2 separate regions of the Mus musculus genome follow, and region 1 is linked to region 2. Evidence: chromatin contacts called from ENCODE POLR2A ChIA-PET data. All regions are on one chromosome and are shown on one strand. The core of a region is the stretch at or near the end of the contact, and the rest is flanking DNA. Distances in the headings are between cores, read along the strand shown.

Region 1 (5,746 bases), core at 1,851-4,350, 250 kb before region 2:
TTATAACATATTTGAATAAATGAATTGCTCACACTTTCAGCTAGATTCAAGGTCCAACAAAGGAAAGGAAGATACAGTCTGGAAAGAGTAACCTGGCTCAGGCCACACTGCAAGGGATGGAAACAAAGCCTGTATTCATAGCTCTGGGGTTTGTTAGCTACAGCAAGGGGTCACTGCACCCTCCTCTGGCCTGGTTCTATTGCTTACAGGACCCGATGTGTCCAACCTCTTTGCTCCTGTGCACACAAATACACAAAGCACATGCCCTCTGCTTCATGGTGTTCCACAGTGGACGATGGATTTCCCTGAAATTGAACAGCTCTCATTGACATTTGCACACTGCTCATGCTGTGCCATGTGCTTCAGGAAGAACTGTCCTGTTACCACATGTGCCAGATGAGGGGACAGAGGTGGAGAAAGGAGGAGAATGAAGGCAGGACTGATCCTAAGCTCTGGGATCAAGAATGTTCCAGCCACAGGGGAGTCACATTGACTCAGCCTGGTGCCAGGAGGAGCCTGGAGTAGGTCTGGGACTAATTGCTAACAGGGTTTGTTTTGTTGACAAGTGTAGTCCAGGCTGGCCTAGAACTAGTTGTGTCACTGAACCTGGCCTTGAACTTCTGATCCTCCTGTCCCGACCTTCTGAGTCCTGGGATGACAGTTTTGAAAGTTTTGTACCACTTTTGTTGGCTACAGGCAGGCAAGGACAGGGTCAGAGAGACCCCTAGATTGCATTTAACATTCAAAGCCTGTTGTTGGAAACTGTAAATCTTACCAGGGCAGAAAACGGAGCGATGTTCTCCACTTAGGTAAGGAGATAATTGGGTGAATTCAGGCATTTTTTTTCTTTCGGCTTTTTTTCTTTTTTTTTTTTTTTTTGAGACAAGGTCTCATACATTCCTGGCTGACTAAAATTTGTAGTTCAGGCTGGATTTAAACTCAGAGATTTGCCTAACTCTGCCTCCCAAGTGCTGTGATTAAACATGTGAACCACCGTGTCCAGCTAAAATCCATCTATTCTTTCCTTCCTCCCTTCCTTTCTTGCATGTGGCAGTCATAGGTCAGTGACTTGCATGTGTGTGTGTGCATTGCATGTGGTGGTCATAGGTTAGTGTTAAAGGTCTTCCTTCTCCTATCATTCTCCTACCTCATTTTTGGAGAGAGACTTCCACTTAACCTGGAGCCAAATGATTGGATAAACTCGCTGACCAGCAAGCTCCAAGGATGGCCCATCTCTGCCTCTCCCAACAGCAAGCTTACCATGGGGCTTGGATGTTTATATGGCTGCTGGGGAGTCAAACTCGGATCCTCATGCTTGCCCTACAGATACTCTACTGACCAGGTCTCTCTCTCTCTCTCTCTCTCTCTCTCTCTCTCACACACACACACACACACACACACACACACTCAGAGCCCCTTTTTACTTTTTTAAGACAGGGCCTCACTAAGTTGTCCAGGTTGCCACTTTCAAAGCTCAATTTGGCCTTGAACCTGCAATCCTGTTTCAGCTGCTCAAGTCTTGGGATGACAGGCCTGTACTATTAGGCTTGGCTTTTTTCTATTTTCTCCCTGTCTTTCGTGAACTGAGATAGGATGAGAAAGGATTCAGGTCTCCAAAAATACCACAGTATGTACATGTCCTGTAAGCGTGTACACGTTTCCTGCATGCAGCTGAGGCAGGGCAAGGCCTAGGCTGGGGGAAGGGGTGTTCTGTTCTATGTGAGGTTTGTACTTGGTGGTATTGATTTTCACAAGTTTTCAGGAAGAGGGGCAGAGTGGACAGTGGACTGTGGGACCCTGGGCCGTGGGCCCAGTCTTTGAGCTTTACTTTATCTCTCTGGGACAGAGTACCTGGAAAGCAGAAAGCACTGTGTAAACAGCCACCATCCTGACCCTGTGATGCCACTGAGGGCTGTCCTCCCTCATCTCGCCTGACTTCTGACCTCTGTGAAGTGCCCTGCCATTTTTCTTAGTGAAGAGGTTTGGTGGTGATCTTGGTCCCTGGGTGGCAAAATGGCGGCAGGGAGGTTGGAGGAAGTTGGGACTTAGAGGGGCAGTCACCCGAGGAGCTGCAGGTGTCCATTCTCCTTGTCAGGGCCGGCCAGCAGCAGCAGGTCTGGCAGCTCCAGGGCAGGACTAGAGGCTGCCACCCCCATGGTGACCTTGTTGGCGACTTCTCCAAACCGGGTCACCTGGGGCCAAAGGTTAAGAGGATCGATAGATGGAGAACAGAACTCAACAGGAATCTGATTGGGTCTTGGGGATCTTGACAGAGTGAAAGGTCATGAACTAGGGGAGATGAACAGTAGGTTAGGGATTGGGAATGTGGCTCAGAATATAAGCACACATGCCTAGAATCCCCCGGTGCAGGGCTAGGGTGTGACTAAGGGGTAGAGCTCCTGCTGAATAACGAGTGAAGCCCAGAGTACCAGCCATATTACCTCTAAAAAGGAAAAAAAAAAAAAAAAAAAGGCTTGTGGGCCAAAGATTTTAGGATTAAAGGACAAGAACCATATGTGTACAGTCAAGGAAACTGAGACAAAGGCTTCTGAAGACACAAAAAGCCCAGCGGGCTCAGAGGTGATGTGGATCACTTGGAAAGAACGACAAATGATGGGGGAGATCCGTACATCAACGGGTCGGAGGTCCGGGGCTCCACACCTGCACGAAGTTGCTTTCAAAGATGGGAAAGTCGCGCAGCTGGTCGAACTCGCCGCTCAGGAGGTGGCGTTGGAGGCGCCCAGGGCGGCACGGGGCGTAGGCTGGAGCCAGGGGGCGGTCTGCAGGGGCGAAGCGCGAGCATCCATCCCAGGATGCCAGGTACATGAACTCTGACCGAGGGCGCATGCGGGGCAGCGGCCTCCGCATTGCTGGTCCCATACCTTCCCCGGCTCCCTCTCTAGGGCCAACCCCTCCAGGCAGAAGTCCTTTTGTCACCTTCCATCCCCTCAGAACTGGTCTCACCTGCTCCGCCCCGAGCGGCCTTAAGATCTCGACCGCCCTTCATCGCCACGCCCCGGCCCTGGGGAGGAACGCCGAGTGAAGCCTGGGACAGACAGATAAAGGGTGGGGCCTAGAGCTTGTGACTTTACAATAGGGTGCCCGGCGTTCCGTGACGTCAACGACGTCACTTCTCTCCCAGGTGGTGTCACCGGGAACGTGAGCCCTAGAGACCCGGATGGAGAAATGGCCGCCCTGACTGCGGGAGCAGGCGGACGGGCGCTAGTGCGCAGGCGCGGCGTGCGGCGCAGGCGCGTGAGCCTCAGGATGAACCCTGTGTTTCCTAGCGGGCTGTATGGCTCTCGGTTTTTCTCAACGCTCCCGTATGGTGGCCGCGGGTGCCGGGGTGACCCGGCTGCTAGTGCTCTTGCTGATGGTAGCCGCGGCTCCTAGCAGAGCCCGAGGCAGCGGCTGCCGGGTCGGGGCCTCCGCGCGTGGGGTGAGTGCTAGTGGCCGGGGCGGGGCGGCCTCCTGTGGGCGCTAGATGGACCCCATCATGAATATTCATGAGAGGATGTGGTTTGCTCGGAACCTGAGCTGCGTGGAGTAGTGGTAGCTAGCCTCTCATCTCCGTGCTTGGGAGGCTGAGGCTGGAGGATCAAGGAGTTTGAGGCTAGCTTGGATTGCTTGAGATTGTCTCAAAAATACAAAAATGGGGGTGTGATGGTGCACGCTTTCAATACCCCTATTCGGGAGGCAGAGACAGGTGAATTTCTGAGTTCGAGGCCAGCCTAGGACAAAGGGAGTTCTAGGCCAACCAGGGCTACACAGTGAGACCCTGACTCAATAAGTAATTAATAAAGATATGGCAAGGAAGCAGTGCTCTAGTGCTAGGGTTGGAATCATGTTTCTGAATATGCACGAAGAAGTCAGGTCCTTCAGGAGCCAGAGTGCTGTAGGATGCCTGGCTAGGAGAAGCTTGAAATTAAGACATCTAAGGCTTAGGCCTGGGTGTGGGGTGCAAGGTCACCTTGGGCTACCTAAGGTCCTGTTTCAAAAAAACCCCAAAAATAGGGTGCTGGAGAAATGAGGGCCAAGAGAACTGACTGCTTTTCTGGAGTACCTGGGTTTGCTTTCTGGCACCTACCTAGAGGCTCACGACTGTCTGCTAACTTCAGTTTTTGGGGATTGCACATTCTCTTCTGGCACACCAGGTACCAGGCATGCACACAGGGCACATAGGTACATGCAGCAGATATCCATACACAAAATTAAAAAAAGAAAAATTACAAAGAAATTAAGCTGATGGTGGTGGTGCTCATGTGTAACCCCAAGCGCTCAGCAGACGTAGGCAGGAGGATCATCTCCGGTCTGGATCAGGGAGTGATTTAGTGGGACTCTGCTTCAGAACCGTGGGAAAGAAAGTGTGGATCTAGGATGTGCCAGAGAGAAGTGGGCTTCTTGCCAATGTGAATGGTCAGAGTATTAGCATGTGCAAAGGAAGTGAACTCGTGAATGAAAACCTGAATGACCTGGGGTGGGGGGCAGAGCAAGGTGGTATTTACCTGTAGTAGCAGCACGAAGAGGTGGAGGCAGAAGAATTGTGAATCAGAGGTTAGCTCGGGCTGTGCACTGAGACTCTCAAAACCAAAAAAACCAACAAAAAGATAACGACCCGGGCATTGGACATGAGAATAACAAGCTTTTAGAGTTTTCTTTGGGCTATGGAAATGGACTGTGTCATGAGAGGCAGTCCTGGGCAGAGCACCTGTGATTGGATGTGAGCATGCAGCTACGGCCTGTCCTTCAGCCTGTCCTTCTGCCCCGCCCAGAGCGTGAGTGGTTCTTACTTGGGGTCCTTGTCTCCCTTGCAGACCGGGGCCGATGGCCGTGAAGCTGAGGGCTGTGGCACCGTGGCTTTGCTGCTGGAGCATTCATTTGAGCTCGGTGAGATCAGTGTGTCTTCAGCCTTACGCCTGCCCTTTGGTGGCGAGGGCGGAAAGCACAGACAGGAGAGGACTTGTCTTTAGATGCCCCATGCCTGTGGCTTCAAGGTTTCAAGGGTTTAGTGCTTGTCAGTGTGCCCAAGGGCCTGGGTTGCATTTCTGCTAATGAAGATTATAAACATACACATATACATATATATGCATATGTAAATATATACACATGCACCACATGTACACTCCACACATATACTGATTCATACATATGTATGCATATGTACATGCATATGTACATGTGTGATGGGTAAAGAAACTATTTCATGCCAGGCAGCCTTCTTGGTACCCACTAGCCATTTGTCATTCATTCCAGTGCCTGGAAGATAGGTTCTTAGTAACACCCATCCAAAAATGTACAGCTGTGACCATCTTCTTATTATGATATGGTTAATTGGAGTTTTCTCTGGCATTTATAACTTGCTTACACAGATACCCAAAGATTGTTTTGAGTTGCCTTAACTTGGCAGAACAGAACAGTTTTTGCCTGCTTGTATAGGTATCAAAGATCTTCTTGTGGTTTTCACCTTTAAAATTTAATTTTCTTTCATAATTGCAGTCACATCATAGTAGGGGAGTCAAATCAGGACCTTCAAACAGCTGGTTATATCTCATCCATAGTCTAGAGTAGAGAGAATTAATGCATGTGTACTTGCTTACACTCAGCCTCCTCTCTACACTCAATATAATTCAGGGCCCAAACCTAGGGAATGGTGCCACCCACAGTGGGTGGGCCTTCCTACCTCAATGAATGTGATCAATATATTCACCTGCAGCTATGCTCTTAGCCCAGCCTGACCTAGACATCC
Region 2 (5,989 bases), core at 277-2,776:
AATACCGAAAGGACTTGGTGAGGGTTATGTGTGGGGCCAGCCCACAGGTACAGAACATCAAATTTAGAGGTCCTCAGATCTCCAGGTGTCAAAGGTCCTGGAGGGGCACTGTGTCCTCAAGGGTGTTTGGAGCCCAGTGCTAAACATCACAGGAGCCTCAGGCCTTCTGCAATGTCAAGGCTACTTGCCTTCAGGGATGGTGGCCAAGCTAACACAATAGAAAAGATTGACAAACACAAAATCCACTAGAGGCTCCAAGTTCCCCAGTCCAGTAGGTCCATAGAGATTCCCTATGGACATGATGTTCTGTCTTGGTTCGTAACCTTGAAAAACACAACCTGCAAAGACACACATCCTTCTGAGGAGCCTGGTGGGAGAACTATGGGGGTTCTACAGAGCAAAATGCAAACAAGCAAAACCCTGCTGAGATTTTATATATATAATATAGGCTTATATACATATATATATTTATATAAATAAATAAATAAATAAATGGAAGGCCCAGTGACTTACTCAGCGAGATTTGAACCACCCTGTGAAAGCTGTCTGGGAGATGATTTAGCAAGGAACACAAAGAGAACAGTAGGATTCCCAAGAGGAAAGAGTTTAATCAAGTGTGATAATGGCACTGACCAGTAAGTAGGCAGAAAAAGATTGGTTTACAGGCAAAGGTGTGGTTAAAATATTTTGGGAGAAATATGTAATTTACTTGAGTAGCTGAACCGAAAATGCTTGTACCATCAGGCCCTACAAGACCATCCTGTAGCCATTGTATTAGTATTCTTGCAGGTGAACAAAGGCCTGGCTCCCTTCCTCCTCGTCTACTCCTACCTGCTGCTCCGAAGCAATCCAGTCCTCCACGTGCACTCACTTCCGCCTTGGTAACTCCGTATCGTGTATCTGCCCCTACACCCCATCCTCCTCCAGCCCTCATGTGTTCTAGGTTGCACAAAATTGCCAAAATCCCACACGGGGGAGGGGCAGTGGTAGAGATTTCCTACGGAGAGAACCTGCAGGTAGCACGGGGCTGTCACTGGGAGGAAAGATTCTATGTCACACACCCCCCTCCCTGTCGCCTAAAAAAAAAAAAAAAACCGGGAAGATGGCGGACAAGACCCGCGACGTGAGCAGCAGAAATGGCGTAGCCCGGCTAAGGCAAGACAAAGGAAGGCCTGGCCCGGCATCCCAAGCTCCACAAACCTGGCGAAAGGCATTGTCCCGAAAGTACCCGCATCCGCCCCTTCGAGAGAAACCCTGGTTCCAGCCCGAGCACGCCCGCGGCCCCAAGCAGCGCCCTTGAGCCCGTCCGCGCGACAGGTACACCCGTGACCAGGCCACGGACACCTCGGGACACGTGCTTCCCAGGGTGCAAAGCAGCACCACCGACTGGAAGGTACCGAGGCCAACACCGTGGAAAAACTCACCGGGACAGACCTCACCTCACACGCGATCGCCACAGGCGCGCGCCACCGCCGCGTGTCCCCATTTATAGCGCGCGCTGCCCGTCAGCCCCACCCATCGCGCTCGCAAGGCCCCGCCTCCAGCGGCTCTTGGGCCCCGCCCTGAGGTAGCCCACACTTACGCCTGAGCCGGGGATCCTGCTTTCACGGTGGCAGAAAGAATAAACGTCTGTTGCCCTTAGGACATTCCTGATCAGGTGATAAGGTACGTTGTTCCCAAAGAGGATGAAGAGAATGAAGAACATATCTGAAAGGTTCTTCCGTTACTTCCGTCAGGCAGCTCTTAGACAGCTCCCAAGGAGAGGGCGGGACGAGAAAGCCCCCCATGGGGTGGGGGTTTGGCCAGAACCGGAAATCCCCCGACTTGCCAGCGCGGCAGGCTAGCTCGTTTTTGCTGCAGAAGCTGGGGTCCGCTAAAAGGGCCCACCCGGCAGTAGTCGCAGCTGCGGCGCGGGAGGCAGGACCAGCACACACTGGCAGACTTTTAGGGAACCATGGGTGTGGTGTAGTTAGAGGGCTGGGTTCTGTGATGTGCGGGCCCGGAGCGGGGACGCTAGGGCGGAAAGGAGGGGAATTCCCTGTGCCAGAAAGAGGGCAGGTTGGGGTCTGGACCCCTGGGTGTGAGGGAGGGTGGGTGGTGTCTGGACCCTTGTGTATGAGGGCGTGAGGCTGGAGGGCTGCACTACTGGGTTTGAATCTGGAGGCTGAGATAAGGACTGCTGGGTCTGAGGAAGGAGGCGGAGGGCTGGAACCCCTAGGTCTTGGGGGATAAGGGTCAGGGTTCTGAATACTTGGATGAGCTCGAAGTGGGTCCTCAACCACAGAAGTCATAGAACATTTTTTTTTTAAAAGTCTGCACCTCATACCAGTTCTCTCTTTCTTCATTTTGCCCTCCAAATAGTCTATGTTACACTCTTCAAGCTCTAGATTCCTTAATGTGACCTGAGTATTCTTTGTTTAGCTGGCCCTCTGCTCATTAGGGCTCTTTCTCATTCCGCTGGGGAGACTGGCCTGGGAACCTAGTGGTCTGAAGTAAAGGGAAAGATTCTTCTCTTAGGTAAACGAGTTTCCATTATTGCTGCTGGCTCACACCAGAGGAAAGTCAATAGTTTGATGAGACAAGGCCTCTCTCTCTAGAACAGGCTGGCCTTGAGCTCAGAAAGCTCCCTGTCTGCTTCTGTGCTTGGCTCCCGTTACCACATTGATGGTTAATATGGTCAACTTCTCCAAATCTGGTATTACCTAGGAAAGAAGCCTTGGAGCATACCTTGTGGAGAGTTATCTAGGTTAGCTTAGCCGCTGACCATGCACAGGTTATCTTAGTTGGGTTAGTTGACCTGGGAAGGCACACCCACTATTGGGGAACCATGGGCTGCATAAATGGAGAAAGCTGAGCACCAGTGTAAATGTCCCTCTGACTGCAGATGCAGTGTGACCAGCAGCCTCCTCAAGCTCCTGCCTCCTTGACCCTCACCTTACCTCTCCATGTGATGAACTGCACTTTGAACTGTGAACCTGTCCCCTTACGTGGCGTTTATCAGGGTGTTTTATCATAGCAACAGAAAAATAAGACACCTTTCTCTTTCCCCATAGCATGGACCCCCTTACCTTCATCTATGGGCACATACATTGCATCTGTCTGCACAGTATTGACACTGTTTATTTGATTACTTGTAGATCTAGTATAAGACAGAGTTGTTACTCTGTTTAAAAATGGACGCATTTGCTTGGGGAATGTGGCTCAGTTGGTAGAGTGCCTGTCCAACATGAAGGAAGCGCTGGGTTCATCCCTAACATTAGACCAGGCATGCTTGTGTCCACCTAGAATGCCAGCAAGAGACTGAGAACTTAGATTCCATCTTGGCTACATAGTGAGTTCCAGACCAACCTGAAATACATGAGAACACATCTAAATTTTTTCCTTTGAAAATACAATGTGCTTATTTTAGATTTATATGTATGAGTGTTTTGCTTGCATGTGTGTGTGCTTGGTACCCTTAGAGGTCAGATGGGAGTGTTGAAACTGGAGTTCTGGGCAGTTGGAAACCGCCATGAGGGTTTTGGGGATCAAGCCCTGGTTCTCTGTAAAACTCTTAAAAGCTGAGCCATCTGTCCAGACCCTTGTGACTTTTTTTTTTGATAACTCAATTATACAGTTTTTTTATTTTTATTTTCATTTGTCTGAGTGTGCACGTTGGGGGGGGGATATGCATATGTATGAATGCAGTACCTGCAGAGGCTAGAAGGGCAGAGCTGGAGTTACAGGCAGTTGTGAGGTATCCAATATGGATGCTAGGAACCATACTCATTCTTCTGGAAAAGCAAGCAAGAACTCTTAACCACTAGGCCATCTGTCTTAGGGCTTTATTGCTGTGAAGAGACACCATGGCCAAGGCAACTCATAAAGGAAAACACTTAGTTGGGGCTGGCTTACAGTTCAGCAGTCTAGTCCACTATCATCATGGTGGGAAACATGGCAGTGTGCAGGCAGACATGGTGTTGGAGGAGCTGGGATCTACATCTTGATTCACAGGCAGCAGAAGGAGCCTATGTTCCACACTGGGCAGGGCTTGAGCATAAGAGACCTCACCACCAAACCTACCCTCCACAATGACACACTTCCTCCAACAAGATCACACCTACTCCCACGTGGCCACTCCTCCTTATAGGACCACTCCCATGAGCCAAGCATTCAAACACATGAGTCTGGGGGGAGGCTATACCTATTCAAATCACCACACCATCTCTCCAGCCTTTTGATCATGCAGTTCTTGGTTGCCTCTATTCTACAGACAAGGACACTGAGTCCCAAGTGGGTCAGCCTTGCTATGAGTCATGGAGGTAGTCAGGAACAGTCTCTAGACCTATGCGAGTGAGCAAAGGGACCCTCCTTTCCCTGCATGGGACACGGTAACCTTTCCCCACTCATCAGAAGCCTCTTGGCCCCACACCTCCCTCCTCAAACCGGACACTGAACAGACTTGTGTTGCGGGCATTTGGGAAGAAGAGAAAGGGGTGGGGAGGCTGGACTGCAGGAAAGGACAGGAGGGGAGCTGAGGATATGAGCAGGATTTTCTCAGAAAAGGTGAGATATTGATGGTACGACTAAAGGGTGGAGCTAGGGAACAGTAATGGACACCTTTAATCCTAGCATTCAGGAGGCAGAGGCAGGCGCATCTCTGAGTTCCGGCTAGCCTAGTCAAAACAGACCCTGTCTCAATAACAAAAAAACCCCATGACAGACAGTAAAAGCTGAAAGTCAACTGTTCAACATGCTTAAGCAACTTGTTGTGGTAGTGACTCACACCTTTAATCTCAGCACTCTGGAGGCAGAGGCAAGAAGATTTCAATGAGTTTGAGGCCAGCCTGGTCTACAGAGCAAGTTTCATGACAGCCGTGGCTACACAGGGAAACCCTGTCTTGAACCCCCCCCCCAAAAAAAAAAAACCCATCCAAAACAAATCAAAGCCCTGCCATTTGTTTCCTGAGGACCCTCACCCCAGTCTCTTTTCTGACCTTTGACATTAGACAGAATCCCTTTTCTATCCCTCTACTTAGGAGGGAAAAGGTGGACAAGGTAGCGGGTAAGGAAATATAGCAGTTCCATGAAATGCTTTATTCACCATACAGAGCCAAATAAAGAAATACTCTGGGCAGAAGATATTTTTCTTTAAAATATAAATTAGTATTCTGGGTTGAAGGGAGTCAGAAATTACATAACTTGAGTATGGGGGGGGTGTTGTCAGGCAGCTGACAGCCATTGTTAGTTCATTGTCATGTCTTAAGACCATGTAGGCTGGAGTGATAGGATAGACCAGAAATTGATGTAGTTCAGATAGGAGAAGAAACCTGAGAGAGAAAGAGGGCAGAGGACACAGAGGTCAGTAGGCTAGCCTCACCTGGTACCCTACACTGTCATAACCCAGACCCTGCCCCATCCTTAAACCCCAAATCAACTTCACCCTCACCTTGTCCCTAGCCCACCCCAAGCCTACAAGAATCCCTAGCCCTGACTCCAAGCCCAGTCCCATCCTCCCTGGATCTGTGGGAAACCCTACCCCGACTCCCAACCATGCCCACAACACCATCTGCACCCCAGAGCCCAGCCAGACCAATCATGAAGAAGAAGAAGACATTGATCCAGGCAAGGTAGAAACTGCTTCCCAGGGTGTAGGTCATGCCTTCCTGGAGGAACTTTCGGGCTTGCATCAGATAGAATAGGACCCCCAGAATGATGTTGATCCCTGTATAGCACAGGACAGGCGTGACTTCCTCCCCCTGCCCCCAGGTGTAGTCACGGGCTGTGGCTTTCTTTAAACTCCGTATGCAGCTGAGGGTGACCTTGAATTCTTCCTGTCTCAGACATGCATCACCATGCCATGCTCAGTGTATACAGTTTGGGGATGGACCCTAGGGCTTTGTGTGCTCTAGTCAAGTGCTCTATCAGCTCAGCTACATCTACAGGCCTCTTTTTTTCTCTGCCTGTAACTTCTTCCCTCTGTTTCTCTCTCCATTTTCCTCCCTTCCAT

What was found. ChIA-PET counts read pairs that join two places held with the same protein, here RNA polymerase II (POLR2A).
Region 1: POLR2A ChIA-PET joins it to region 2 with 19 read pairs in embryonic stem cell. The contact joins the promoter of Fam71e1 here to the promoter of 2410002F23Rik in region 2. POLR2A ChIA-PET finds 5 or more read pairs at or near these places in 3 of 5 experiments (Patski and embryonic stem cell).

Annotation. Positions count from the first base shown.
Region 1 is chr7:44,493,949-44,499,694 of GRCm38, reverse strand. Fam71e1 (family with sequence similarity 71, member E1) reads right to left here and starts at 3,100. Exons shown (of 5, transcript NM_028169.2): 1 at 2,965-3,100; 2 at 2,662-2,780; 3 at 2,062-2,192. The coding sequence starts at 3,007. It overlaps Emc10 (ER membrane protein complex subunit 10), which reads left to right and starts at 3,277. Exons shown (of 7, transcript NM_197991.3): 1 at 3,277-3,439; 2 at 4,815-4,887. The coding sequence starts at 3,326.
Region 2 is chr7:44,242,259-44,248,247 of GRCm38, reverse strand. It overlaps 2410002F23Rik (RIKEN cDNA 2410002F23 gene), which reads right to left and starts at 1,526. Exons shown (of 6, transcript NM_025880.4): 1 at 1,425-1,526. Gm36864 (predicted gene, 36864) reads right to left here. Exons shown (of 5, transcript NM_001378657.1): 4 at 5,573-5,704; 5 at 5,062-5,309. The coding sequence ends at 5,242. It overlaps LOC115486841 (a small nucleolar RNA gene), which reads right to left and starts at 158; the gene lies at 68-158.